2 separate regions of the Homo sapiens genome follow, and region 1 is linked to region 2. Evidence: chromatin contacts called from ENCODE Hi-C or POLR2A ChIA-PET data. All regions are on one chromosome and are shown on one strand. Each heading gives the region's core, a stretch centred on a gene start or an enhancer-like site at or near the end of the contact. The rest is flanking DNA. Distances are from core to core; before and after follow the strand shown.

What was found. Hi-C counts contacts between places; a loop is a spot of excess contacts on that map. ChIA-PET counts read pairs that join two places held with the same protein, here RNA polymerase II (POLR2A). Pooled maps may share reads with other maps.
Region 1: a pooled map shows a loop between it and region 2 (3-fold over the local background). The contact joins two enhancer-like sites. A Hi-C loop is called at or near these places in 7 of 50 pooled maps. POLR2A ChIA-PET finds 5 or more read pairs at or near these places in 2 of 52 experiments (AG04449 and GM12878).

Annotation. Positions count from the first base shown.
Region 1 is chr6:22,059,264-22,064,700 of GRCh38, forward strand. All of the region lies in intron 8 of CASC15 (cancer susceptibility 15), which reads left to right. Among named protein-coding and RNA genes, the nearest start is that of NBAT1, 85 kb to the right of the region's middle. Within about 2 kb of position 3,873, at least 3 of the 41 ENCODE cell types and tissues checked have a DNase peak (open chromatin) inside an H3K27ac peak, as active enhancers do.
Region 2 is chr6:21,844,673-21,850,112 of GRCh38, forward strand. The region is part of intron 4 of CASC15 (cancer susceptibility 15); the gene reads left to right. Among named protein-coding and RNA genes, the nearest start is that of CASC15, 180 kb to the left of the region's middle. RefSeq lists enhancers at 2,385-2,434, 2,465-2,594. Within about 2 kb of position 2,164, at least 4 of the 41 ENCODE cell types and tissues checked have a DNase peak (open chromatin) inside an H3K27ac peak, as active enhancers do.

The DNA of each region.
Region 1 (5,437 bases), core at 2,623-5,122, 220 kb after region 2:
TGATCTTTGCAGCAAATGAAGGTGAACTGTAGCCACATTATTGTTAGAATACAGCCAACTATATGGAACAGATTGGGCTGAGCTTTGAACAGCTGGGGCTGGCAGAGTGAGTCTTGACTTCTCTCGGAAGAGTTCCAGAACTGCCAAATCATCAAACTTGAAGGGGAAAGAGGGACGAGAAAGGTTATGGGGATAGTGGTTCCTGCAGGTGCTTTTTGCTCTTGTGATCTACCTTTTTTGAAATGTTTACTAGTTTGTGGATCTGGCAAAGCATGGGCTAATTGAACCCAAGAGCTGCTGTCATTGCCACAGACTAGACCTGCTTAGTGGCCGTGGTGGTGTTTTATTGTTCATTTGCAGGTACTGAACATGGGATAAGATGGATGCTTTTGTTGTGAAAGCTTGTGGCTCTCTTCAGGCAACTAACTGAAACTATGTGTAGGTTTGAGGAGAATTTTGATCTGCAATGTGCATCGAACCCTAATATAAATTTAATAATGGCTCCATTGGAACTTTTGGACTATAATGTGGCTTCCTGGTGGATATAATAAATGAAAAATAGGCGAGGTAGGACAGATATCATAAACTGGGGGACCAGAGAGCTTAATCACTCCTTCAAAAATGTTGTGTTTGCCCTTATGAGGAGTTGTGTGTGTGTATGCACATGCATGGGTGCATGTGTGTTTAAATGACTTGCTGCCAATATTTTAAAAATGTTTATATAAACATTTGGTCAATTTTTCCAAAGAAGCCAGAATCTGACTTCACTGGTCTCCCACGGTCAATATCAGCTGTGGCTGAATAACAAGTACTCCATACCTCTCCTGGGTGGGCAGGGCAGGGACTTTCCAATTAACTAGAGTTTTCACCCTCTACTCCCACTGTTACTGCAGAGATTGGCCTTTGCAAGAAAAGTTCAGGAAAGAAAAGAGACAAGCCTTGGGATTGGGAAATAATGGGTTTGAATCTCAGCTTCATAGGCAGCTTTCTCAATTGGGGAAATTATTAAACTTTCTGAGCCTTAGTTTCCTCCTGAGTAGAGTGGGAATATACTCTGCACCTCTAATGGTTGCTGGAAGGAATATTAAGTAAAACAGCGTATTTAAAGTTTCTAAAACAACTATGTACATACACAGGAGGATTGCTGTACACATTTGCTGTTATTGTAGTTTTCAGTTGCTGTGTATCATAGGTGAGTTGATACCAACCCTTTAGTGTCCCATTGACCATGTTACAAAATTTAATAAACACTTGTGTTACTCAGAACAAAGGAGGAAACTTGTGCCTTGTCTTCCCATATTTTGGGCTTTGTTCTACAATATAAAATATATAGTTTTTCTACGGAAAAAAATCCAATAGAAACTGATTTCTTAAAGGTAGCACAATTTGAAGAGAGAAAAATCTTATAGTTTAGTTCATATTAGGTGGACTCTTCGTTTCCTTTTGACCGGGTCAAGGCTTTGTATTTTTGCATCTATACTTCTGAAGTTTCTGCCCCGCACCCCATCCCAATCACATTCAAAATCAGGCTGACAGTAATCCTGTACGTGGAACATGTGCTGAATCCTCATGGAAGGAAAGGTAAAGAAATGAAAGCCCTGTAGAAATTAATATATTTCCTTAGAGGTGGGCATGGAATGTAGCTTTTGTTAGGCTTACAATGCTGCGTTGAAGGTTTGTCAGCATTTTGTGCACACAGATTCTTTAAAACTTTTAAGGATTTTTTCCCTACATTATTGCATTCAGTTGGCATCATTTCTTTCTCTAATGTGTGACCTTTGACATCTATCAGAAAGTTTCAGTACATCTTTGGATGCCACACCAGCTGGGGGCAGGGACTACCCCGTTATTATAGTCATGGTTCAGAAATACAGGTTCTTCCCCCTATTTTTATACTTCCTGCATAGATGGGTTTCCTTTAGATGTGGATATTTCTCTTAAATGCATACTCTTGTCTCAAAATGGTGAAGGATACCAGTGTAGTAGTTTCTTCTTCTACTTCTGACAGTTACTGGGAAACTTGTGTCTTTCAATAAAATGCTTTCTAGAAGAAGGCAAGGTGGCTAGAAAATGTTAAGGCAGCTCAGGGACCAGTGGGAGAAAATAGATGTTAAAGGTAAAAAGTGACTTGTGATTAGTTCAGTTACGGAGTCCAAAAATCCAACCAGGTTTGTAGGTAACCAGTTACGTTTCAAATGTGATCTTAAGCCCACCCCGAGTGAGTGAACCTCAACATGAGAGTAGAAGACTCTGGAAGGGAAGATGTGAGAAGATAAAATACTGTTTTCAGAGCCCTAGGTTTTTGTTTGTTTGTTTGTTTGTTTGTTTGACATTTTTATGAGTGGAGGAATAGGACTACCTCTGGAACCTAAAATTGGGCTGAAATCCAGGTCCAGTTCTAGGTGATTGCTCAGGGTCCCTTCCCATTCCTTCCTCCATCTGCTCCTGCCCACTTGAGTGAAGGAGGTGAATAATAAAAGAGGAAAGAATGTGGATGAAAAGGAGAAGATGCAGAGAATGAAGATTCTCTGTCCTTTGTAAACCTTTTGTCCTAATCACCAAAAGTATTGTGGCATGTGTAAGTCTGAGAAAATATTTAGGTGAATCCCTTGAAATTGTCAGTATTTCAAGGGTTAAAAAAAGACAGTTTCACATAGTTCAAATGAAAGCAACAATTAGGTTTTTGCTAGAACTTCTCTGGGTCCACCAATGGGATGTATGGAGTGGTTTTAAAAAACCACACAAGGCTGGGCGCGGTGGCTCACGCCTGTAATCCCAGCACTTTAGGAGGCTGAGGCAGGCAGATCACCTGAGGTCAGGAGTTTGAGACCAGCCTGGCCAATGTGGGGAAACCCTGTCCCTACTAAAAATACAAAAATTAGCTGGGTGTGGTGGCACACACCTGTGATCCCAGCTACTCGGGAGGTTAAGGCGGGAGAATCGCTTGAACCCAGGAGGTGGACTTTGCAGTGAGCTGAGATGGTGCCACTGCCCTCCAGCCTGGGCAACAGAGTGAGGCTCTGTCTCAAAAATGAATAAATAAATAAAAATTTTAAAAACCACACAAGTTTTGGCATCCAACTGGATTTTTTTCCTTTTGCATATGCTTTTCTAACATATGCAGATATTTTCTTTGATTTTTCTTATAATCAGGCTTTCTTACTTTTTCTAAAATTGTAGTTATTGCCTCGAATCTCATAGCAGAGGAGTAGAGGCAACAAAAAGGAGAGCCAAGTGTGGGAGCAATTGAAGACCGTGGAGTTTTTTCAGATCATTCGCCTGGGAACTTGCATGGCAGTTGTGGGGTTCCAAAGATCCAAAATCAGGTGTTGTAACTTAGCTGACTTGAATATTTACTTTGAAAATAAGAAATGAATGTTAAAAAGTTGAAAAGTTATACACATGGGCACAATTTATTGAAACCTTTTCTTAGGGTAGATTGAACCTTGTTGAAAGTTGTGAAATTTGCTCAAATAGTCATTTTTTCTCTTTTTTTCTAGGTCTGAATGATTTCATGAATATTGTGGTAGTTTGGGCAAAGAACAAATTTGCTTAGTCAAGAAACATTAAAAGCCTCTACGAAGGCCTAGAGGTGGTGAAATCAGTGGTCCTCTGGTGGGCATGGTGTGTGTGTGTGTGCGCGCACACGCGTGTGACTCATCTGGGGTTGGCTCAGAGTGAAAGAGACAGATGCTTCCTTCGCCTGCTTGTTTCCTGGTTTTCAAAGCCCCTATTTCATTGTTGTTTTATTTTAAGGTTCGATGCCTTCTCCATCCGTCAGTGAGGGTGTGGAGAGCCTGCAGGCGTGTGCCTCCCTCTGTAACTTGCTATTCCTTGTGTAATGTCAAGTGGAAGTGTGAAGCACCACAAACTGCTCTGAGCAGAGCCCACTTCCCTTCACCCACGGAGAGCGTGAAGCAGTTACACCAACATCAATCAAGGAAAACCCACAGGCTGAGCTCACACGGTTGAAGCAGGTGCGTGAGCGAGCGTTCTGTGACAGGCACACGTGATTGAGGTGTACCTCGGCGTCTTGCCCACAGATGTCGGTTGCGATGACTGTGTGGGGCTGTGCCCATTCCCTGCAGAGCCGAGCCTGTCATGCTTGTGGGACACAGTGGGTGCAGCTCTTGGCAGCTCAGTGGGGTGAGCAGGTCAGGTAGTTCTGAAGTAGGCTTCTTTGCTGTTTACTCACTTGTTTAATGGTGAGGAGAAGAATCCAGGAGAAATAGTGTTTTATTTTCTTTCAGTGGTGTTTTGCAGTGAGAACACCCCTGGGATTACTCCTTTAAAACAGTAAACAAGAGGCCGGGTGTGGTGGCTCAGGTCTATAATACCAGCTCTTTGAGAGGCCGAAGCAGGAAGATTGTTTGAGCCCAGGAGTTCAAGATCAGCCTGGGCAACATCTCTAAAAGACACCATCTCTAAAAGAATTTTTTATTTTTTAATTTGCCTTGTGTGGTGGTGTCCCCTTGTTCTCCCAGCTACTTGGAGGCAGAGGTGGAAGGATCCCTTAAGCCTGGGAGGTCGAAACTGCAGTGAGCCATGGTTGCGCCACTGCACTCCAGCCTGGGCAACAGAGCGAGACCCTGTCTCAGAAATAAATAAATAAATGAAATAAAATAGTAAACAAGAAAACATTAGTATTAATTGATTTGCTAAGCCTAAGGGGGAAAATGTAAGGTCTTGAATCTCTGTATGTATGCATATGTGTGTATACATATCTATCAATATCTATCAAATGTGTATGTATGGAGTGGTTTTAAAAAACCACACAAGGCTGGGCGTGGTGGCTCACGCCTGTAATCCCAGCACTTTAGGAGGCTGAGGCAGGCGGATCACCTGAGGTCAGGAGTTTGAGACCAGCCTGGCCAATGTGGGGAAACTCTGTCCCTACTAAAAATACAAAAATTAGCTGGGTGTGGTGGCACACGCCTGTAATCCCAGCTACTCGGGAGGCTAAGGCAGGAGAATCGCTTGAACCCAGGAGGTGGAGTTTGCATATGTAGAGTAGACGTTTGTGTACACACATATATGTATATGTAAATATGTGTGTGCATGCATCAACACAGGCACCAATTTAAAGCAAAACTCAAGTGGGCCATGAGATAAAGAGAGAATGTCAATATCTAGACATTTAAAAATATCTGCTGACAAGGTGAAGGGGCTAGTAAAAAAATGCATATCTCATCCTAAGTCGAACCATCTTGATATGTATTGAGCTTTAGAAAATTTTCACAAAAGTTTTGAGCAATCTTAATTTTAAAAATACAGAGGCAGTTAATACTAAGACTTCAATATATATTGTGCTTTGTAAAAAGTGGCCAGTCTCTCAAGGCTGCTAATACCTGCTATTGGTTATGAGTATCTACTTTGAGCTGACACTTCAAAATGTTATACATATTATTTGCATTTACATATGTGAAACAATCACCCT
Region 2 (5,440 bases), core at 914-3,413:
CAGAGTGCCATCATTGATGTGACAGTTTCGTCCCTATTGTCCTGTTCCTGGGTGCATGGGTGACCCTTGACCTCCATTGGTCTCGGAGTGGGAAACTGAACTTATGAACTGTTCGGGCTGCGCTGGCCTCAGATTAACCTGGGCAAGGTTAACTTTCTCACTCTCTTCTTCAAAAGTGCTTTAGAGGGTGAGGAAGTACTAGGAGTAAATAATAATTTTAAAAAATGGTTGGGAGGGGAAAAACAATTGCATCAATTTCCTGAGTACAGACACCCCTAACCTGCCTTTTGCAAATAATCTCCCTTTTGTCTGCTCTTAGGGGTTTTGCAGATGAAGCCTTGGCTTTGGCTTGTCAATGAGGACTTTTCAGAAGCTCCAGAATGCCTTTAGCGGCTTTGCAGGAAGCGGTGACACAAAGTTCCAGCCAGTCTCCCCCTCCTTCCACTTATTGTTTCAGAATTGTCAGAAAACAGGCTGGGATGAGGAGGAAGAGCTACTGTGAGGGCTTTTTTTTTGTTGTTAGTTTGGCTGCTGAATGAAAGCAAGCACTTTATTTAGAAGTGAGTAGGGAGGGAAATGCAGCTTAGGGTTGACACCCTTCTGGTGCTTATCCATAAATATGAAATGGTGTTAGAACACCAGACACCAGAGAGCTTTCTGATTGGCTGTTGGTGATGTCATCATGTCATTAATACTGTGCTCAGAAAATAAACTGATCCGCCTGTTTTCCTTCTTTCTCTCTTTCTTTCTTTCTTTCTTTCTAGCTGAAATGTATGAAATCCATTTTGTAATCTAAAATGAGGTGCTTCAGTCAGGACATTTCGAAAGAATTATTATGTTTCTCATGTGTTCAGAGTCATTTTGGTATTCACTTGAGCAAAGCAATAGTCACCCACAAGTATTCAGCCTATCTTGTCTTATTGCTTAAAAGTAAAGGCAGACGCTATTCAACACCTGGGTACCAACAGTTGACATTTACCCACATTAAGTGCTAAGGCTGTAGATGAGGATTTCTTCTTGTCGGCCTTTAAACATCCTAGTAAGCCCAGGGCCAACGCTGGCACAGGGGAAGGTGAGGGATGTGGGTGAGTAATAAGGAGTGCTTTCTTTTTTATTTTCTTATAAACTAATTTTGTTTCTCTACCTGTGATAACTCTGCAGTCCAATTTAAACCTGCCTGCTTTTCCACTTAATGCATGCTCATCTGATCTGTTAGCCTTATAATTGTGTTTCAGCAGGAGGAATACACTTGTGGCATGTCCAAGGTGTGTGTGTGTGTGTGTGTGAAAAATCCAATAGCATTCTTGATATGCAGGAGTGAAATTCTCGGGAGGAAAGCCACTGCCAAGCAACACTCTAACCTCTGCATTGATTTTGGATGCCTAGAGGTCTGGAAGATTTGACAGTTCTCCATTCCTACTGCTTCACTCTCATCCAAGAAGGAATACTGTTTCGATTAATCATTGGGAAGCATTTTGGATAGATATAGCTCTGTGTGTTTTCTTTAAATTAAATATAGAACTGTCCTTTTGAGGGAAAGCCGTGATTCTTTATTGTCAGAAAGTTTGGCTAGAATAACCTTCCCTTTTCTTGTAATATTTAACTTTGCTTGTGAGTAACTATAACAATTCACTTCCTTGCATGCCAGTGTCCTCTTGGGTAGAATCTCCTAATAACATGTACAAATGTTATGTAAATCCCCCCTCCCCCACAAGATGTTTATTGAGTGAAAATGCCTCTAAGATTTTATTCCATTACTGTCAAAATGTCCAAGGTTATTTTACGCATGCTGTGGACATATTATTTGGATTAGCAAAATGTCTAGCAAGCAGGTATAACTGATTCTGGCATGCAACTGTAATCTCTTGTTACAGGGAGACAGTGCATTCCTTTTCAAGGTTACCCTCATTTTTTTGCAAGGTTATAAACCATAGATTTAGGAATCACTGGGGTCAAAGGGAAAAGGGAAAGACAATGAGCCCCATTCATCCTTATGAGCCCTAATGAGTATAGAGATAGTATATTTTCCAGGTTAGAGCCCCATCTCTGACAGGCTTTAATTATCTATGAGCTGAAACAAGAAGCAATATAAACATACAAAAGCATTTCAGGAACAGGTTTTTGAAGGAGATGAATCACCCAAGTTGGTGTCCCACTCAGCCCTTTTGCAAGGGGCCAGCTCCCTCCATTCTGCCTGCCACTTGATCACGTGACAGCTGTTTGCAGACTAAAGGAAAGAAACAATCATTCACTAGCAGGAAACCCAATCCCGGGCAGGTGCAGTTTGAGTAACGACTCTAGGCCTGAAGGTCAGAATGGCTGCAAAGACCTAAGCTTTTGCAGATGGTCTGAGTGGGAGGAGCCAGGTTCAATAACCCTTCTGTAGCCCCCAGGTTGGTCCTTCCTCGGGGAGGGTGCTACCACTTCTCCAGATACTGCTGAACTTTTGAACCCAAGTACAGTACGCTATTTAGGATGTTTGTCATTTATAGCTTTTAGATAAAGCAGTAGCGGATTTTAAGGAAACAGTAGACAGATCCATTTTCCTTTTCCTCCAGTGATGTTAGTGATCTAATTAGAAGTCAGTGTTTTAGCAGCTTCCTCTCTATGTGCTTTGGGTTCTTTTTTTCTAAGAGACGCCTATGGACATGAACAAAAGCCGGATGTTGCACTAGGGCTTCTGAACAAGTGCTCTGCATTAGATACGTCTGGAGTTTACACACCACGCTTTCCTCTGTGCAGACCAAATGAGAGCCTGCCGGGTGTTACGACTCCCTGTGTCCATTGTCAAAGCTGTATTTTCACTGCCTTGAAAAGTGCCCTTCTGCCACTTCATTTTATATCCATTACCAGTGGCCACTTTTTCTATTTATATTGCTTGGAACTAATTGAGATTCCAGGTGCACAAGTGTGTCACACGCAAGGGCTTGGGTACTTGGGCAAGTGTAACAATAGTTCAGGAAGAGATGATCAGCAGCCACCCTTTCTGGGTTGAGGAAACCTCCAAAAAAACCGAATAGAAAGTATCAAATACATAAATTTGAAGGGAGAATATATGAGCCTGGCATCTTCTCAGCTGCAACCTGATTTATTGAAAAAAATGGTGATTGGGGGAAAGTATAGAATATTTGCTTGAAGGAATCCACTTCTCTGAATAGCTCCCTCGTTTCTGTGGCTTGGAGACTGAGACTTAGAATTCCACAATTATACTGTATAGATGAGCCTTGTTCTATATTTGGGATGTAATCTCCACACTCAGGAGCTACATATGGCCGTGAGCACCCACTTAAGAGCTAAAAATGTAAGTTACCGCCTACTTTGTCCTGAATTGGAATCATACATAATTGCTCTATGCTTTAAAAAATCTTCCTTTGAGGAAAGAGTTCAAGATCAAATTGTTAGTGGGTAATCTTATATGAAGCCAAGTATCACTAGCTGTTGAAAGAAGCTACATAAATACTTGTTGTTGAACAAATAAAATAAATGAAGGAAGAATTCACATCTCTCATTACTTAATCAGAAAGTAACATGGTGAGTCAGGAAGCTGTAGGCTTATCCTAGAAGTAAATACCCATCATGAAATGGGCAGAGATCTGGAAGCAGGAACCGATGGGGTGGACTCCTAGAACTAATGAAAATGGAAAGTATGCAAAGTCCAGTGGTTTCTAAATTTGGCTGATCATCAGAGTCAGCTTATGAGCTCTTAAAAACAAAAATAGGCTGGGTGCAGTGGCTCATGCTTGTAATCCCAGCATTCTGGGAGGCTGAGGTGGGCGGATTGCTTGAGCTGAGAAGTTCAAGACCAGGCTGGGCAACATGGCAAAACCCTGTCCCAACAGGAAATACAAAAATTAGTTAGTCATGGTGGTGTGCACCTGTAGTCCCAGCTACTTGGGAGGCTGAGGTGGGAGGATTGCTTGAGCTCAGGGACGTAGAGGCTGCGGTGAGCTTTGATTGAGCCACTGCACTCCAGCCTGGGTGACACAGCGAGACCCTGTCTCAAAAAAAAAAAAAAAAAAAAAAAAAAAAAGCTGGTGCAGTGGCTTATGCTTGTAATCCCAGCACTTCTGGAGGTCAAGATAGGAGGATGCTTGAGGCCAGGCGTTCAAGACCAGCCTGGGCAACATAGCATGACCCCCTCTCTGCAAAAAAATTAAAAAACAAGTTAGCTAAATGTGGTGATGTGCACCTGTAATCCTAGCTATTCGGGAGGCTGAGGTGGGAGGATCACTTGAGCCCAGAAGTTTGAGGCTGCAGTGAACGAGACTTTGACTCTAAAAAGCAAATAAACAACCGAAAAACCCCAAAAGACAAAAATAAAAACAAACACAACATCAATTTCCTGGCCTAGACTCCGAAATCTCTTAATGCCCAGCCTTTGTCCACAGATCAGAAATGCCGGGGATGAGAAGGGGATGTGGAGGTCGAGGGCATGAACCAAGGAGGTGGCCAGGCTTTGCCAGCACAGAGCAAAGGAAAGATACCATTTTGGGGGTTTGTTTTTAAATGGATTCCGCAAACATTTTTTTGAGCACAACACATTGTATCACATTTTGTGATGGAAGTATACAAAACAAAACTCACTTCTGCTGACAGGCCCACAGACAGATTTATCTTGAGCAGAATGACAGCTCCACTTGCTCAGTGTATTGTGGCCCTCTGAGTATCATTAGTAGAGGAACGTAGAGGAGGGAGGAATAACAGGTTCGTAGAAGCCTTTGAGGTGATCTTTAAACTGGTGTTCTGAAGGGTGGGTAGGGTTTTTCTAGGAGTACGAAGGCCAGAGGGGAGATTAGGAAGATAGAAAAAAAAAAAAAAGGGCAAAGACAAGGAAGGAAGAAAGAACAAGGTGTGTTTGCAGAATGGTGAAGAAGGCAAAGGATGATTGGAGGTGAGAGCTGAGCCTGTGGCCAGTGCCTTCGTTTGCAAGACTAAGGTATCTGGAGTTCATAGTATGGTTGACCTTGAACAACATGCGGTTGAATGGCAAAGGCCCACTTATAGGCAGATTTTCTTCCTCCTCTGCCATCCCTGAGAAAGCAAGACCACTTCCTCCTCTTCCACCTTCTCTGCCTACTCAATGTGAAGATTTCTAAGTTTCAGTCTCCAAGGATGAAGACCTTTATAATGATGCCCTTTCACTTAAAGAGTAGTAAATATACTTTTTCTTCCTTATGATTTTCTTTTCTCTAGCTTTATTGTAAGAATACAGTCTATAATACATATGAGATACAAAATATGAGTGCATCGACTATTTTATTGGCAAGGCTTCTGGTCAACAGTAGTTAAGTTTTTGGGGAGTCACAGTTATATGTGGGTTTTTGACTGTGCAAGGTGGTCAGTGCCTCTCACCCCCACATTGTTTTTTGTTTGTTTTTGAGACAGAGTTTTGCTCTTGTCACCCAGGCTGGAGTGCAATGGTGCAGTCTCGGTTCACTGC